Linked DNA regions of Homo sapiens: all the other regions are linked to region 2. Evidence: chromatin loops called from intact Hi-C (ENCODE). Cell type or tissue: CD4-positive, alpha-beta T cell. All regions are shown on one strand.

Region 1 (2,500 bases), 1.3 Mb after region 2:
TAAAGACGTTTTCACTTTGTTGAAACACAAGGGGAAAAAATAAGCTATAAAGTGTTATGTTTATCAAAGTATAAAATAATGATATCCTTATATCTTTTTCTCTTTTGACAGACATTAACTTCTCAAAGGAAGTGATCAAGATCAATTGGAGAGTGTGCTGCTAATGAGTAAAACATGAAGGACTGGAGGAGGATGAAAAGTCATTCTCTTATCTAGCAAGGAATGACAGGAACTCATCTTAATTAGCATGAAAGGAAAACCACCATGGAAGGGAAGACTTTTAGGGAAGGTGTTGGGGTTCCTACCTTGTTAAGGTAGGAAGTGTAGATAGTCCTAAACTTCAAGAAAGTTAATGCAATGAGACCCTTCATAGTGCAAGAGGTGAAAGGGTAAAAGTTGCCCAATCCCTAATAATATAAATTTGCAAAGAGACCTAAGGAATTGTTTTTTGTTGTTTTTTGTTGGGTTGTTTGTTTGTTTTGAGATGGAGTTTCGCTCTTGTTGCCCAGGCTGGAGTGCAATGGCACCATCTCAGCTCACCACAACCTCCACCTCTCCGGTTCAAGCAATTCTCCTGCCTCAGCCTCCACAATAGCTGGGATTACAGGCATGCGCCACCACGCCCGGCTAATTTTGGTTTTGTTTGTTTGTTTGTCTGTTTTTAGTAGAGACCGGGTTTCTCCATGTTGGTCAGGTTGGTTTTGAACTTCCGACCTCAGGCGATCCGTCTGCCTCCGCCTCCCAAAGTGCTGGGATTACAGGCATGAGTCATCGTGCCTGGCTAGGCATTGTTTTGCAAGGAGCAGACTCCAGTGTCAGTTTGTTAACAGTGCTCTTGGGGCTTCTGGTGCCTTGGAAAATGACTTCAATGGGCCAGAAAGAATTGGGTGTCAAAAGCTGTATCCCTAAGAACTCAAGTGTGTGATACCCTTTACTAAACATGACAAAGAAACAGTGGGTTATACACCACTGAAGACTAACCTTTAAAGATTCTCAGTGGCTTACACAGACCTGAGCCAGAAGCAGGCTGGCAGCATCTGTCAAAATGACTGACTGTTCACAGTGACACCGTGTGGCTGCAAGAAGTAATGACAATATCTGACCCATCTCCATGTTTCCCTCACTAATCGCAACCCTTACATACATGTAAGTCCCTAGAGTTCATAAAATATCAGGAAGCACACTAAAAGGAAGATGCTGTGAACTTCCTCCAAATCTGGCATTAGCGAGTTCCGCTTACCTTGTGGTTTTTTCTGTTGTTGTTACTGTTAAAATGAAAAACAAAGAAGTTACAGCCATAATTGTCCTGTAGTACTGTATATATAGCAATTCAAACTGGAAAAAAAATTTGCAACTCATATCACAGAAAGAGGAGCCTTTTTAAAGATCCCTGGAATCCTTTTTATAGAGGAATTATATTGGAAACTCTGGAACTAGATACACCAGAAACTATCAGTCTGAATCCAAGGGGGCTCCAGGCCCCCAACCTCCACAGCTGTGTGGCTGCCTGTGTGGCTGCAGAGGATGATGTATGGCCCAAGAGCACTGCAGAACACTGGGTCAAACCCAGTTTCTGGATGACATAAAACTGGGGAAGAATTTAAATCAGAGGATGATATCACCACATATCTGTGTGCTGCAGAGGATGTTTTTTAAGGGTATGAAGAGGACTAGGTAAGAGTGGGAACAAGATGGCAAGAGTTTCACCAAAGGACAGACAACCTTTTGACAGGTATCAGGTCATAAATAATGTTAGACATCTATACAAGCAAAACATGCCGAACTGAATTTATTCATAAATATAAAGTCTATTCATAAATTATTATAACAGGCAAGAAAATCAATCACATAATACTAATAAGAAATCTCTGACTACCTTGGAAATATGACTATCATCACAATATTCTTAAACACTTTTCTGTTGAAAAGTTGTTTTATACTAGATTTTTTTTCCTCAAATCCAGCTTGTAAAAATTATTTTCATCAAAATGCACTCAAATTCCACTGAAAACTAGGGGATTTAAATGTGTTGTGATGAAATCATGTTTCCAAGCTAATTTTTAGGGAGAATCTAATAAAAGAATTCTTAACAGAAAAGTACAGAGTGCCTGCTGGGATAAAAATGAAGTGAAGTTTCAAGCAACTTTTGAGTAAAAATCTGGTAGAAAACACTATTTTTAACAGAAAATGTGAAAATTAAGCATGTTGTAATGCATGTCATGTTTTCAAGCTAGTTTTGAGAAAAAAAATCAGTAAAAAAACAACATTTGAAATAGAAACATTTGGGATTTAATCCTGTTGTGTTTTCCAAGCTAGTTTTGAAGGACATTTTAGTATAAAAGACATTAATAACAACAACAACAACAACAAAGAACAGTTCAGGAATTAAGCAATACTATTGAAACAATGGACACAGACTAACCCTCCGGAGGTACCCTCAAGTTGACATGAGATTGTCCTAAATATGTCAGAAGTGGTCAGGCCTTTGTGTCATCTGCTT
Region 2 (2,500 bases):
CTGGTTAGTGATGGCCTCCTGCTGTATGTAAATAATTTTCAACATTTACTAAAATATTTTGTATATGTGTGTGCACGGAGAGCCCACACGTCCAGTGCAGGAATAGAGTTCCCTGCCCAGAGGAAGTACTGCACCACATGATGAACAGTGCATGGGACTGGAGTCAGGGGTCCATATTCCAGTCCGCATGCCATCAATTTTGGGTTGTGTGGCTTAGGGCAAGCAACGTCTCTCTAAGCTCATTTCTTTATCAATACACTGAGTCCTATCATCCTCATATATTTATATGGGAGGAATATCACAGTGCTTTCAGCTCTCTTTAGGTTTCCATTACATTAAGGGGTTAGTTTGACTTACTAAAGCTTTCTAAAAAACATACAGTGGCCATGGAAAATGTATCTTTTTATCTCCTTTTGGTCTAGGGGATCTGCAGACTTCATGGAAGTGATGCTGCCTTTATAGTCTCTGTACCAAATAACAGATCACATAGTGCAGTGAAAAAGGGAGAAGAATCTTGGAGTCCTTGGAGACAACTACTAGTTTTTCACTGTTCTTTGCTTCCATATGATTTTCTGCTTTGCTCTTCAGTTTATAGTAATTCAATCGACATTTACTGCAACTTTGTGCTAAGCATTGGGTGGCTGGGAATATGTAGTTACTTCCTCAAGACCAAAACTCTGTGCTCAAAAGCACAACCATTAGTGACGGATTCGGATAAATACAAAGCAAAGTACAATCAGTTGTCAGCCGTTATAGAGACTGGGAGGAGGTAGAGGCACCAAGAGAGAAATAGACAAATGTTTTTAACCAAGGGGACATGAGGATGAGGAGGACATGAGAGAGAGGAAAATGAAGTTAAATTTGTGGGCTGGATCATGAAGGTCCTTATATGACACATGGATGTGATCTAGCACTATGGAATTATAAAAGGGTTTTAATTCTGATCTCATGTATGTTAATTCTCTTTCTTTAGAGCAACTCCGCAGGACTCAAATACATTCCTGGGTTACCAACAAAGACATCACAACCACCCTGACTACATCTTTGGCAGGTAGGATATTCTGATTTAAAATTGTTTAAAAGCATGGTTAGTATCAGAAGCAATGAGTCTCAAGGAAGCAGTTTTCCTCCAGAGAGAAGCAAGATGCTATTTCCTGGATCCAAATTTCCCAGGACAAAACTTCTTGCATTTCTCTTTTAAAAAATGGAAGACCACAAGAGGGCACCAAACTTCATCTTTCCGGCTGAGAAAACAGCATCTGGGCATTGCAAAGTACAAAATGAAGAGGTGGCCAAAGGAACAAGTTGTTATTGTTTGTCTTTGTTCCCTAATAAAATTAGAAACATATCTTTATATTACTTTGCATGAATGTGAGTATTGATTTATTCTTCAAACTCCAAATCTGGGTTTAAAAACAACAAAACAAAATGATACAGTATTTTCTTTGCAATTGGATTCCCACCCAATATTCAAGGACTGACGAATAAGATAATGAACCATCCTCTTCCTGATACTTGTTTTCAAGGCTGAGCAACCTATAACTGCTGATAGGTGGCTTGTTCATTTATTTATTTATTTATTTATTTGAGATTGATTCTTACTCTGTCACCCAGGCTGGAGTGCAGTGGCACCATCTTGGCTCACTGCAACCTCTGCCTCCCGGGTTCAAGCAATTCTTGTGCCTCAGCCTCTCAAGTAGCTGGGATTACAGGCATGTGCCACCACACCCAACTAATTTTTGTATTTTTAGTAGAGATGGGGTTTCACCATGTTAGCTAGGCTGGTCTCGAACTCCCTACCTCAGGTGATCCGCCCACCTTGGCCTCCCAAAGCCCTGGGAATACAGGCGTGAGCCATTGGACCCAGCCTGTTTATTCCTTTAACAATACTTATTCAGGTTTGGTGATATGCTGGGCAAGTTGCTAGGTGTTAATACAAAGATAAAAAGGCATGGATCTTGGCTGGGTGCTGTGGCTCATGTCTATAATCCCAGCACTTTGGGAGGCCGAGGCGGGTGGATCACCTGAGGTCAGGAGTTCAAGACCAGGCTGGCCAACATGGTGACACTCCGTCTCTACTAAAAATATAGAAAATTTGCCACGTGTGATGGTGCATGTCTGTAATCCCAGCTACTTAGGAGGCTGAGGAAGCAGAATCGCTTGAACCCGGGAGGTGGAGGTTGCTGTGAGCCAAGATTGTGCCATTGTACTCCAGCCTGGCAACAGAGTGAGACTCCATCTCAAAAAAAAAAAAAAAAAAAAAAAAAAAAGACATGGATCTTGGGATCAAGGAGCTTATTGTGAGTAGGGGGTTGGGGAGTCAAGCAGCTGAACAAACAAACAAAAGTGGTCACTGATCTAAGGAAGGCATTTTAATGTTGTAGGAACACCAGAGAATGGCCATGTAACTTATGTATCTCCCATGAAACCTGGGCTGTTAACGCTGTTACGGGAGGAGCAATGGCCTGGGAGCTTAAGGAGCTTAGGTGTTAGTCCTGGC
Region 3 (2,500 bases), 230 kb after region 2:
GATCACTTGAGTCCAGAAGTTCCAGACCAGCCTGGGCAATATGGCGAAACCCCACCTCTACTAAAAATATAAAACTTAGCCAGGCATGGTGGTGCAGGCCTGTGGTCCCAGCTACTCAGGAGGCTGAGATGGGAGAATCGCGTGAGCCCAGGTGGTTGAGGTTGCAGCGAGCCGAGATCGCACCATTGCACTCCAGCCTGGGCAACAGAGTGAGACTGTGTCTCTCCACCCGCCCCCCAAAACCAATCACCGCCTCTTCACCTCTTTCAACACACTCATAACACACACTCTGCTCTCTCACCCATCTTTTTTCTTATGTACACTTCAACAGTCACAGGAGCATTTGACTTGAAAAATACATGCTCACAGTGGGGGCTGCTTCTTAATATTGTCTCATGGCCTCAAGTTAAATTTTATTCCTCTGGATTAAGTAAGGGAGCTCTTGAAATTTAGTGATATGAAATTAAGGAAAAGCAGAATAATTCTTTTGTAGATCAATTTCCTGAAGCCTGGACCCAGACCGTTCACTGGATTTATTATTTAAATAGGAATTAAAAGAAAAGAAAAAACTGTAGGTAATTTAATCAGAGGTACTTTAATGGTCCCGGTGAAGTTATTCTGTTGTAACAAACCCAGCAAAATAAGCAAGCACTTTTGTACTTGGTAGATTTATTATGAGCCTAAAGAGATTGCCTTAAGTTCTCTTATATGTCATAGTAATGAATACATTCAGAAAACTAATAGTGATATAGTCATTATTTCTGATCATTTTATGTATTTCTGATAATTTTAAGTGTTCATTTTAAAAAATACAGTTCAATTGGTTTTTAAAACACTTTTGGTTGCCTAACATTCATAGAGCAAATGCCCACACATGCATGTTATATTTTTAAGATACAAAGGAATGCAAAATTAAAAAATGATGCCAGGAAAGTAAAACCCAGACACCATTTCGTTATCCTGATATCTCACATAGGGCTCTAATAAGGCAATGTGGTGTTGAACAAAAGCTCATGGTTCATTTAACTTCCTGATAGTTTCATATTCAGATTGAAATCTGCCAATAAAAACATATTGAAAATATTATTAGATAAGATTACCCCCAGAAAAAAGGCAAAGGAAAGTAACAGCTCCAAAGAAAACATTCGATGTGTTTAAACGGTGTTGAGGCGCCCCTTGCTGGCATATGTGTGTATTATCCAACTCTATCTGCATTTCTTGACCTTTTTTTGGTAAATTTGGTGGTGCAAATTAGTTCTATATTTTATATTTTTATATATGTCTCTTTTTTGGTGTTGCTTGAAATGGTGTAAAATGTGATTCATTCTCCAGTTTCTTCCATGCGTCTTAATTTGTCAGAGTTTTCCTCAGTTCCCTTTTCTCTGTGAACTTTTCATCTTTCCCTGCCTGGTCACTCTGTCCTTTTACTGACCTTGGCTTTACTTTTTAAACAATTGGTTCTACGTCCTGTGAGGTTTGGGTTTTGTGGGACTTGGTGACAGCCCTCCTGTGACTGCCTTTGGTGTTCTTTGCCTGTGACTTCCCTCAGTGGCTTCCAGCAGAGGCCCCAGGCCACAAGCTGACTCCTCTCTGAGATTCCAGAAGGCGACAGGCCTTGCGTACCTTAAATCATCCTCTTTCTCCATTAACTCTCAAGTCGACGATTTAAGATATGTCAATTTTCTCAACTTCCATAGAGCATCAGAATGTGAATTCAAGAATCTTAGAACTAATTTAGAAAGAAAATACTGAGATGTGAGAAGGAGAATGCATGTTCAAAGGCACAAATTGAAATTAAAATATTGTAGTTAGGCGAGCACAGGACTTTTGATTACACCGAGCGGACTCAAGTCTTTGTATCCAAAGTATTCTATTTGTAAATCATATTTAATTTCTAGAAATCTGAAATATTGAAATAGCTTCTAAAGAGGTCCATAGGAAATGTATGTCAGGGTAGAATAAAAATTACACATTCTTTCTTATTCAGCATTGTTTAAATCATCATGATTGAAACTTCTGTAACTTCAGTACACCATGCAGCCTTCTATGTGGTATGGATTTCTAACATTGGAGTTCTCTGCCCAAAATTTTCTGAGGGACTTTCCCTCCCTACCTCAATCTGAAAGTCTGTGGGATGGGGGAGCCAAGGCTCTGAACAGCTCTTTCATCCATCTTATGTGCAAGGATAAAAATCTCTAGGAAGAAAAAAAAAATCAAGTTTAAGTCTGCCCTGGGCTTTGTATCATTAAAAAGTTAATTAAAACTCTTGCTGTAGTCATTCTCCGATGCATAGAACATTATTTACCTTCTTGATTGGTGTCTAAAAGGTGTTTTCCTTCATAGGGAAGGGCATGTGTTTTCTCAGCTCATTTCAGAGGATGCCCCGCTGTTAGTTACTATTCTTGGAAGTCGTAACTTCAAGAACCTGAAGCCAGCCATGAGCCCTTCAGCTACTTCCAATCTTGCCAGCCTTCCTAAAAGGTGTCCTTGCTCATCTCCA

Evidence for each region. Hi-C counts contacts between places; a loop is a spot of excess contacts. Peaks named below come from ENCODE experiments on the same cell type or tissue, not always from the same donor. Only the 100,000 strongest peaks of a DNase experiment are listed, where the experiment ranks them.
Region 1: it touches region 2 in a loop (20-fold over the local background); 3 of 110 quality-filtered maps call a loop at or near these places.
Region 3: it touches region 2 in a loop (11-fold over the local background); 100 of 110 quality-filtered maps call a loop at or near these places.

Annotation. Positions count from the first base shown.
Region 1 is chr13:47,773,265-47,775,764 of GRCh38, forward strand. No RefSeq gene overlaps it. Among named protein-coding and RNA genes, the nearest start is that of LINC00562, 160 kb to the right of the region's middle. In CD4-positive, alpha-beta T cell, CTCF peaks have their summits at 1,077 and 1,277; a DNase peak (open chromatin) is centred at 1,067.
Region 2 is chr13:46,491,910-46,494,409 of GRCh38, forward strand. LOC124903171 (a long non-coding RNA gene) reads left to right here and starts at 927. Exons shown (of 2, transcript XR_007063786.1): 1 at 927-1,051; 2 at 1,134-1,359. In CD4-positive, alpha-beta T cell, a CTCF peak has its summit at 1,170 (motif pointing right); a DNase peak (open chromatin) is centred at 1,232.
Region 3 is chr13:46,720,163-46,722,662 of GRCh38, forward strand. All of the region lies in intron 16 of LRCH1 (leucine rich repeats and calponin homology domain containing 1), which reads left to right. Among named protein-coding and RNA genes, the nearest start is that of ESD, 76 kb to the right of the region's middle. In CD4-positive, alpha-beta T cell, CTCF peaks have their summits at 1,176 and 1,376; a DNase peak (open chromatin) is centred at 1,179.